Regions from separate parts of the Homo sapiens genome. Here all the other regions are linked to region 1. A link is an interaction called in ENCODE POLR2A ChIA-PET data of the cell type or tissue named here. Cell type or tissue: GM12878. All regions are shown on one strand. Region 1 overlaps LRCH1 (leucine rich repeats and calponin homology domain containing 1). Region 2 overlaps LRCH1 (leucine rich repeats and calponin homology domain containing 1). Region 3 has its middle 7.6 kb from the start of RUBCNL. Region 4 overlaps LRCH1 (leucine rich repeats and calponin homology domain containing 1).

Region 1 (2,500 bases):
AAAAAAAAAAAAAGAAACCATGCTAAAAGTATGTCATTTGCATATGTATAAGAATATCTGTAGATGAGAAAGACTGCTAGGTTAAAGTGTATGTGCATTTGTAATATTTACAGATATTACCAAAAAATGTCCTTCATTTACATCACCATGGCCTCAGCATTACAATGTGTTTATCAGATTTTTTTATATTCACCATTCTAATAGATGAAAAATACTATCCCATTTAGTTGTAATTTGTGTCACTCTAATTTGAGTGTGGTTGATCCTTTTTTTCATATGATTAAGAGCCATTCGTATATCATTTTCTGTGAGCCATCTGTTCATATCTATTTTTCTTTTCTTGTTTATGATTTGTCTTATTTCTGTCAACTGTAGAAGCTCTTTCTGTTTATAAAAAATTTGCCTATTAGGTTTAGGAATTGTAGAACTTTCCATCCTCCCCCATTCCTTGATTGTCATATATGTTTATGGTGAAGTTTTTGTTTTAAAATGCCATACTTTTTTGTGTGTGTTGAATTTGGCACTCTGGCTTTATACTATTCATACAAAGCCTTCCCCATTCTGAGATCGTAAACACAACCCATGCTGTCCTGGTGCTATTACAGCTTCCCTTTTCACAGTAGATCTCTGATTCATCTAGACTTTATTGAGATAAAAGGTGCGAGATAGGTAGTCATCTTTTTTTTTTTTTTTTTCGTTGTAAATGGCTATCTAGTTTTCTCGAACTACTGGCCTTGTGTCTTTTCCCTGTTGATTTGAAATGCCACCTTTATTGCACACTTCAGTGGTTCCCAACCTTTTTGGCACCAGGGACCGGTTTTGTGGAAGACAGCTTTTCCCCAGACCGGGGTGGGGGATGGTTTCAGGATGACTGAAGCGCATTACTTTATTGTACACTTTATTTCTATTATTACTACATTGTAATATATAATGAAATAATTATATAACTCACCATAATACAGAATCAATGGCAGCCCTGACCTTGTTTTCCTGCTCTAGAAGGTCCCATCTGAGGGGGATGGGAGACAGTGACAGATCATCAGACATTAGATTCTAACAAGGAGCACGCAACCTAGGTCTCTTGCCTGCACAGTTCACAATAGGGTTCATGCTCCTATGAGAATTCAATGCCCCAGCTGATCTGACAGGAGGCGGAGCTCAGGCAGTAATGTGAGCAGTGGAGAGTGGCTGTAAATACAGATGAAGTTTCACTTGCCAGCCTGACACTCACCTCCTGCTGTGCAGACCTGTACCAGTCTGGTCCGTGGCCTTGATTTCCATATGTATGTCTCTTGACCCATTTCCCATCTTAGTAATTCATGCCATTGACCTTCCCATCTATCCACCACACTGCTCTATGATGTGTTTTTAATATCCAGGCGAGCTCATCCTCTCAGGGCTCTTCTTTGTTGAGAAATACTTTACTGTTTTCACATTATTTAACCATGAGATCTTTAGAATCAACTTGTGCAATAACCCCAACAGTTTTTTTAAAATTCTGGAAGTATTTTTTTGTTTAAATTGGAAGTGCCTTAAATTATATAGATATAATTGAGATAATTGTCATCACCTTTTAAAATTTTGCCTTAGTAGCATTTTAAAGTTTTCTTCATATAAATTTTGCATATTCCTTAAGATTTGCTGGGGATTTTGCCCTTTTGCTATTATCATAAATTATATCTCTTCTTTTGTGTCATTTTGCTGGTGTGTGTAAAATATATAAAATATCCCTTAATAAGGTTGTTTAAAAATTAATACCAAATGCCTTTTACATATCCTTGAAGATGATCATATATCATTTCACTTTGGTCTATTTATAAGGTGAATTGTTTTGATAGTATAAGATCCTCGTGTTCTCTATGAACCCATAAAAAAGGACGATTTTATGTTCTTTGCAGGGACATGGATGAAGCTGGAAACCATCATTCTCAAAATTATTCCTTGAAAGTTTGTTAGAATTCTCCCTCTGAAGCTATCTCATCCTGATTTTGCTTATTTGTATATTTATTTATTGGAGGGAAGGTGGCTCTTTAACATCTATTTCATCTGTGATATTGACATATTTACATTTTCTGTGTTTTCTTTGGCTAAGGTGTGGTTTCTTAAGTATATGTTACATATTATTTACTGAAAATCTTCAGTTACTGTTTGAGTCTCTTCTGATACAGGGTGAGGTTATCTCTTATTGTTGAGTTGTTTTCAAAAGTAGTGGTTCTTTCCTTATAGTCTATGTTTTCTGGAATTTGACAATCATGTCTCCCATTCATTTAGATATTAGGATATTAAGGACTATTGCATAATCTTATCATCAGGATGGTAATACTGTAGGCCGTACTGTATGATTACGCTGCTCTGGGGACTGTGATTGCTTTCTTTGGTACCTTTGCCCAGTGGTGTCCAGTTTTACTGCTGATTGTGCTTCATAGTGTCAGTTCTTAACAGATACAATTTATCTCAGTCTTATATATTATAGGCTCTCAGTAATTCTAGTGAGTAAAGT
Region 2 (2,500 bases), 60 kb after region 1:
TTCTCCACCGTGTAATTGCTGTTTTATTTTTTCGTTGCAACTAACAAGCAGTCTGTGACAAGATAGTTCAAGACCATCTTAGCATCCAGCTGCAGACCCACTTTTGACTCTAGTAAAATAGATGGCCACCTGTTTGCATGATTTCAGGAGCACAAGAAAGACACAAAGCTTCTGGAATAAAGATATATCCCCTCCATTTTTAATACACAATTGGATGGTCATTCCAATAATTTTGTCTTCTAAGATGTATATATTCCTGAATTTTTTTTAAAAAGGAAGTATTGTTACATGCCAGATCATGTGCTTTGTATATTACATAAGTTATCGTTATTTCATTTCTTCAATAAATATTCGTTGATTGCCTCCCATGTGTCAAGCACCACTCTGGACACTGAGAAAGTAGCATTAAAGACACAGAGGTCCTACACTTACGAGTTTACATTCTAGGTAAAGGTATAAGTGAAAAGTGCATCCTGAGTGATGATGCAGGATTTGAAGCTCAAGGTCAAGTGACTGGCCAGTTCAGTTACATGTAAAAGGCGTGGCCCTGCTTTCCCACTGTGGTATATTGCCTCTTCATGCTGTAGACTAGTGGCAGCACTAAGTCTTGTCATGCTTACAAACCTTAGTGATGCCTGATTGCATCAAACCTTTTCTTCAGAGCAGATCTTGGCAGAAGAAGAGCGGCCATTATACTTATGTGTGCATGAACAATGCTTCCAGTAATGTGAATGGGTATGGAAGGAATAAGGGATGGGTATATACTAAATATAGACTGAGCCCAGTTCATAGTTTTGTCTAGGTCTAGTTTTCATCCCATCTTTTTTTTTTTTTTTTTTGAGGCAGAGTCTCGCTCTTGTCGCCCAGGTTGAAGTGCACAATCTCGGCTCACTGCAACCTCCACCTCGTGGGTTCAAGCAATTCTCCTGCCTCAGCTTCCTGAGTAGCTGGGATTACAGGTGCCCGCTACCATGCCTGGCTAATTTTTGTACTTTTAGTAGAGACAGGGTTTTGCCACGTTGGCCAAGCTGGTCTCAAACTTCTGAGCTCAGGTGACCTGCTCACCTCAGCCTCCCAAAGTGCTGGGATTTCAGGCATGAGCCACTGCACCCAGCCTGATCCCATCTTTTAATCTAATAGCAATACATGCGCTGATTTACTAACTACCCAATTCCAATGGTTATTAGAAATTGCTATTGTTATTCAACATTTTGGTGGTTTGGGAAGGAATGTTTAAATGTCACATTTCCTTAATATCAGCCCAAGACTGTTTTATTTGGAGCTTCCTCCCATTTTCCCATCAGCAAAGGTGAACTCTATCTTTGCAGTCAGTTCTAGATTTTCAAAATGGATTCGTACTTATTGATCTCCTCTTTATTTCTCCTGTTGTTTGTCTTTCTCATTGCATAGCACAAACACTTAGCATTCTCACTTGAAGTGGGACCCGACTCAGTACCTAACTACTACACAGTGAGTAGTTCGTGAGGATTCCTGGAAGGGAGGGAAGAAGAGAGGGAGAGAGATAGGAAATTAGATGATGAGGATTAGGCTTTGGTAAGCAAATTTCAGTGTACTGCTTATTTGATGTACAGATCTCTGGGTCTTAACTGATAGCTGCAAACACTCCATCATTTAGGTAAAGTGTATATTATGTCCCTTTAAATTCATTTCCTTGTGTTTGTCTAAATTGAAAATCATCTGACACTTTTCCACATGCTCATAAAGCTTCATGGGTTTTTCCTGAAGTTTAACCATGCTTGCTACCATTATATTATGTGGAAAAGCCTAATATCCTCCTAAAGTAGGAAACTTGACTTCCAAGTCATATATCAATCATTCAGTCAGTTGGCCCAGCCCAGCTTTCCCTCTAATGATGAGTCTGTTTGTTCCATCAGCCAAGGCCATTAAGCCTGTAGGTGTTGAGCTGCAGCTCTGCACAGGTCCTGTGCTCAGTGCTGTGAGGGCCTCCCTGCCAGCTACTGCACCCTTGCCTCCAGAGTGAATTTTCTGCTCTAATTGGGCAGATTGTATTACTCCTCTGTACTCACAGAATGTACCAGGTCCAACCTTCCTTAGCACCTTTATTTTAGCATGCTACTTAAAATGTCTTTGAGCTTTCACTCTCATAGAGTTTTAAAAACGCATATATACCTGTGCCCATGATTTCGGGAGTCCCTAGAAGACAGAAAACCTCAAGAAAAAAAAAAGATACTTTTATTCTATCCCCAACTTACAATGTTTTGTGTTATTTTAACATAAGGTTGATTTTTTTTTCTTTTTTGGCTGAAGGAGGAGTATTTGGTATAAGGAATTCTCACTCCTTGTTTTCCTTCTGTAGGGCAATTATCTGTCCTTGGCAGATACATCTCTATGATTTTAAAAAAGGAGGGGAATAGCTGGCCCTGATGGAAAAAGGAAGTCACAAGGAAAAGAAAAGAGAGTAGTGAATTCACAGGGCCAGTGATAAGGATTATGGAGAGCTAAAATATGATCCTTACTT
Region 3 (2,500 bases), 250 kb before region 1:
CAGTCTCTTCTTTCAAGCCTGCCTCAAATACCCTAAAATCCACAATAGCTACCAATTGTTCTGGGAATATTCTCCATTTTCCTACCCTCGTACCCCAAGTCATTGACCACATCTTATATTCTTCACATGTACTTCCTAGTGTTGACCCTATACTTCAGTGTTTTGTGCCTGACATTTCCTTTGTCTTGGGGGTAGCCTTGTAGCCCAGTCTAGATAATCCCCAAGTCATTTCCACATGGACTGTTTGATAAGGAAAGGCTAAAAGACTTAGATAAAATCTTAGGTGGCTAGTATGAATTTTATTCTATAACTCTGGTATCAAAAAAAAGTGACATTACCTTATTTTTCCAAAATTTCTTCTAACTCAAATGAAATTGACCTGGTATTTCCTACTTGAGTAAATGACAAGCAATGGAGTCTGCCACATGTTGGAGAGCCTTACTCTTACCCCCCTAGAGCTTCTTGAGAGCTCAGGTACTTATGGAACATCTGGGGAAAGATTTCTGGCCTTTGTTCCATCATTATCACTGCAGAAGTTCCCATTTTCAAAGCCTGTGTTAATTAGGAAGTTCTATCACTCTATGCCCAGTGTAGGTACAGGGATCCTTTGCCAAGCCCCTAGAGGTTTAATGGCTCAGCATCCAAATGCTACCCTTTCAGAGAGTCTCTTCCTCATTCAAACACCTTCTTCAAACTTCCCAGCAAAACAAACAAACAAAAAATCCCTCTCCCTTATCTCCTACCTGAAGAAGCTACCTCCCAGTCAGGCAACTCCTGCCTCTCTGCATACCGTATCTTAGAGACAAAAAAACTAAAGACAAAAATCTTTAACTCTGCCCCTTGGGACTCCCAGCCCTGCTGGCCGTCTTTCAGGAGGGGAGAGAAAAGAGGTCTCATTGATTCAGATTTTTCCACAAAGCAGTAAGAACAAAACAAAGCAATTTATTAATTATCAGCAGCCGCAAAATACAAATGAATTCCTCAATAAATTATCCTGCCACAGTGGTTCATAAATTCTAATGCACTGGTACAATGAATACCAACGGATACTGGTCTGTGACCTGAACAGAGGTTGCATCTCTATAAAGTTTATAGATCCAGCTTCTCTTGCATCAATTATCTTCACCAGCCATTAAAGTCATTCAGCTTAATGTGATGCTCTGATTTTATGCTCACCAAGCCATCTACTTAAAAGTGGACTTTCTATGTAAATTTGCTTATAGAAAGAGAAGGCATTTATGAGTGAGAACATGTGTGGTGTTTGGTTTTCTGTTCTTGTGTTAGTTTGCAGAGAATGATGGTTTCCAGCTTCATCCATGTCCCTGCAAAGGACATTAACTCATTCTTTTGTATGGCTGCATAGTATTCCATGGTGTATATGTGCCACATTTTCTTTATCCAGGCTATCATTGATGGGCATTTGGGTTGGTTCCAAGTCTTTGCTATTGTGAATAGTGCTGCAATAAACATGCGTGCAAAGTGGGAGCTGAACAATGAGAACACATGGACACAGGGAGGGGAATATCACACACCAGGGCCTGTCAAGGGGTGGGGGGCAAGGGGAGGGAGAGCACTAGGACAAATACCTAATGCATGCTGGGCTTAAAACCTAGATGACAGGCCAGACACGGTGGCTCACGCCTTTAATCCCAGCACTTTGGGAGGCCAAGGCGGGTGGATCACGAGGTCAGGAGTTCAGGACCAGCCTGGCCAAGATGGTGAAACCCTGTCTCTACTAAAAATACAAAAATTAGTTGGGCATGGTGGCAAGTGCCTGTAATCCCAGCTACTCAGGAGGCTGAGGCAGAGAATTGCTTGAACCCAGGGGGTGGAGGTTGCAGTGAATCGAGACTGCGCCACTGCACTCCAGCCTGGGTGACAGAGTAAGACTCCGTCTCAAAAAAACAAAACAAAACCAAACAAAAAAAACCTAGATGAGGGGTTGATGGCTGCAGCATACCACCATGGTACATGTATACCAATGTAACAAACCTGCATGTTCTGCATATGTATCACAGAACTTACAGTATAATTAATAAATAAAACAATTTAACTCATTCACATGTTTGCAAAGACCCTAAATAAAATATTAGTAAAGTAGCCGGGGGTGGTGGTGGGCATCTATAATCTCAGCTACTCAGGAGGCTGAGGCAGGAGCATCGCTTGAACCCAGGAGGCGGAGGTTGCAGTGAGCTGAGATCGTGCCATTGTGCTCCAGCCTGGGCAACAAGAGTGCTACTCCATCTTAAAAAAAAAAAAAAAAAAAAAAGTAAATATAGCGTTGGAATAAAAGAGAAAATACATTGAAAAAAAAAAAAAAGAGAGAGAGAAGCCATTTACCAACCAGTATGGACATTCCCACCTACTCCACTCCCCTAATGTTATATTTTTATAGTACATAGTAATAAATTATCATTCTTGCTTATATATTAATCTCTAGTGAGTTTGGTCCAATTACATCAGACCCTGTAATAAGTGGAATAATGGTCCCCCAAAGATG
Region 4 (2,500 bases), 60 kb before region 1:
TTTCTTAGCAAGAGTACTGGAACATAATTGTGGATGCCTAAGAGGAAGTGTTTGAGTCAGGAAAATTTCAGTTGTCCTGAATTGATGAACGAGTCTCTTTTTAGTAAATGCTTCTTTTAACGGTCATGGTTAGTTAGGACTTAGAGACAAATTACAGAGTAGCTTATTGTTATTTCTGTTGTTGTATAATAAACTTTTGGAGATGAACTTCATTAAATGCCCCTGGTCTGGTTTTGTTGGTGAAAAGCTGAAATAAATCTATTGTTGTTAACATCTGTGGTGATATAGACTTGAAATTATAATCTTAGCATGGGTTAGAGGAGCTGTGAGAAACAGTGAAAATTCATATAGCACTTATTATACACAGTGTATGAAATTAATAATCTCTGCATCCTCCTCCCAATTGCTGAAATTATTCTTACGGTTTCCATTTCATTGTGGTACCATAGAGTATGTAAGGGATGCTGGGGCTAAGACTATTAGCATTATGGGAATATTTAAATATAATTTAATATGAGAAAAATCAGAGGAATGTGCAAACTCTAGGCTGTATTTCTCCCTAATGGGTAAATCCAGTCATATATCTCTGACAGAATTGTAAAAACACTGAGTTATTTGATCTTTCCTGACTGACTTATCTTGGAGTCATTTATATTTATAACATGCTGTGCACCAAAGCATGAAAAGCAGAAGCATACAGTTTCGCTCTCATCTGAAGTAATAAAATATTTTTTATTTACATAGTCAATCTGGGATAGATTATAGTAGAAAACCCCTACAAATCTGAGATACTGAAAGTGGTAGCCGTTTTCAGAGATAAATAAGTAACCTATTAGCCTGATTAGATGTCTTTGCTACTCACATGGTAAATAAGGCGTAACTTTGCTTGTTTACTCCTTTAAATTTCCTTATAGATGTACTTACTTTCTTTTTATATGTTTAAGGTCTTAGTAGAATTTCATCCCTTCCTCCAGCTTTTTATTGTATAAAATGTTAAATGTGGAAAAATTGAAGAATTTATGTAGCATAGCACATCTGTATATCTACTACCTAAATTAATTAATTAACATGGTGCTGTATTTCGTTTCTCTCTCTCTGTCTTTTTTTTTTTTTTTTTTTTTGAGACAGTCATCTCGCTCTGTCACCCAGGCTGGAATGCAGTGGCGCCATCTCCGTTCACTGCAACCCCCGCCTCTCGGGTTCAAGTGATTCTCCTGCCTTAGCCTCCCGAGTAGCTGGGATTACAGGCGCCCGCCACTACATCCAGCTAACTTTTTTGTATATTTAGTAGAGACGGGGTTTTGCCATGTTGGCCAGGCTGGTCTCGAACTCCTGATCTCAGGTGATCTGCCTGCCTTGGCCTCCCAAAGTGTTGGGATTATAGGTGTGAGCAACCGTGCCCAGCCTGCATTTGCTTTCTCTATTTGTGTGTGTATATGTGTATGTGAAGGTATGCGGATGTGTGTATATATATATATATGTTTTTTGCTGAACAGTTTGAGATTAATCAGGGTAAGGAGATGTCATGATGCTTACCCTCTCTCTCTATATATTTTTTAAGGCAGGGTCTCACTATGTCACCCAGGCTGGAGGGCAGTGGTGCAATCATAGCTCACTGCAGCCTCGAACTTCTGGGCTCAACTAATCCTCCCACCTCAGCCTCCCAAGTAGCTGGAACTATAGGCACATGCCACCACACCTGGCTAATTTTAATTTTATTTCTATAGAGAGAAATCTTACCATGTTGCCCAGGCTGGTCTCAGACTCAAGTGATCCTCCTGCCTCAGCCTCCCAAGTATTCAGATTATAGGCATGAGCCACTGTGCCTGGCCTAAGTTCTTGAGCATCTGTTTCCTAATAGTAAGGGCATTCTCGTACATAAAGACACTAACATTTCAAAATATGAAAAATGAACGATAATTTTCTCATTATATCTGGTATCCAGTCCATATTTAAATTTATCTAGTTGTCTCCAAATTGTCTTTTATGGCGATTTTTTCTTCCTAAATTCAGATACACAGTGCTCATGCATTGCAATTCATATTGTAGTCCTAAACTCTTTTATGTTTAATCTAGCATCTAGAACAGTTCTCTCACTTTTTTTTTTTTTTTTTTTTTTTTGAGATGGCGTTTTGCTCTTGTCACCCAGGCTGGAGGGCAATGGTGCTATATTGGCTCACTGTAACCTCCGCCTCCTGGGTTCAAGTGATTCTCCTGTCTCAGCCTTCCGAGTAGGTGGGATTACTTGTGCCCACCAACACGCCCAGCTAATTTTTGTATTTTTAGTAGAGACAGGGTTTTACCACATTGGTTAGGCTGGTCTCGAACTCCTGACCTCAGGTGATCCAATGGCCTTGGCTTCACAAAGTGCTGGGATTACAAGTGTAAGCCACTGTGCCTGGGATTTTTTTTTTTTTTTTTTGACATTGACTTTAGAAAGAGACCAGGCCACTTGCCTTGGAGGACATCCCACATGGAGGATGTGTCTGATTGTTTCCTG

What was found. ChIA-PET counts read pairs that join two places held together with the same protein. Peaks named below come from ENCODE experiments on the same cell type or tissue, not always from the same donor. Only the 100,000 strongest peaks of a DNase experiment are listed, where the experiment ranks them.
Region 2: POLR2A ChIA-PET joins it to region 1 with 5 read pairs; 5 of 35 experiments call an interaction of 5 or more read pairs at or near these places.
Region 3: POLR2A ChIA-PET joins it to region 1 with 5 read pairs; 2 of 35 experiments call an interaction of 5 or more read pairs at or near these places.
Region 4: POLR2A ChIA-PET joins it to region 1 with 6 read pairs; 10 of 35 experiments call an interaction of 5 or more read pairs at or near these places.

The regions. Positions count from the first base shown.
Region 1 is chr13:46,647,117-46,649,616 of GRCh38, forward strand. The region is part of intron 1 of LRCH1 (leucine rich repeats and calponin homology domain containing 1); the gene reads left to right. Among named protein-coding and RNA genes, the nearest start is that of LRCH1, 95 kb to the left of the region's middle. RefSeq lists a silencer at 1,069-1,238. In GM12878, no CTCF peak of the experiment used is centred here; a DNase peak (open chromatin) is centred at 1,170.
Region 2 is chr13:46,707,456-46,709,955 of GRCh38, forward strand. The region is part of intron 13 of LRCH1 (leucine rich repeats and calponin homology domain containing 1); the gene reads left to right. Among named protein-coding and RNA genes, the nearest start is that of ESD, 88 kb to the right of the region's middle. In GM12878, no CTCF peak of the experiment used is centred here; no DNase peak of the experiment used is centred here.
Region 3 is chr13:46,393,584-46,396,083 of GRCh38, forward strand. No RefSeq gene overlaps it. Among named protein-coding and RNA genes, the nearest start is that of RUBCNL, 7.6 kb to the left of the region's middle. In GM12878, no CTCF peak of the experiment used is centred here; no DNase peak of the experiment used is centred here.
Region 4 is chr13:46,587,497-46,589,996 of GRCh38, forward strand. The region is part of intron 1 of LRCH1 (leucine rich repeats and calponin homology domain containing 1); the gene reads left to right. Among named protein-coding and RNA genes, the nearest start is that of LRCH1, 36 kb to the left of the region's middle. In GM12878, no CTCF peak of the experiment used is centred here; no DNase peak of the experiment used is centred here; H3K4me3 peaks cover 438 bases; H3K27ac peaks cover 1,018 bases.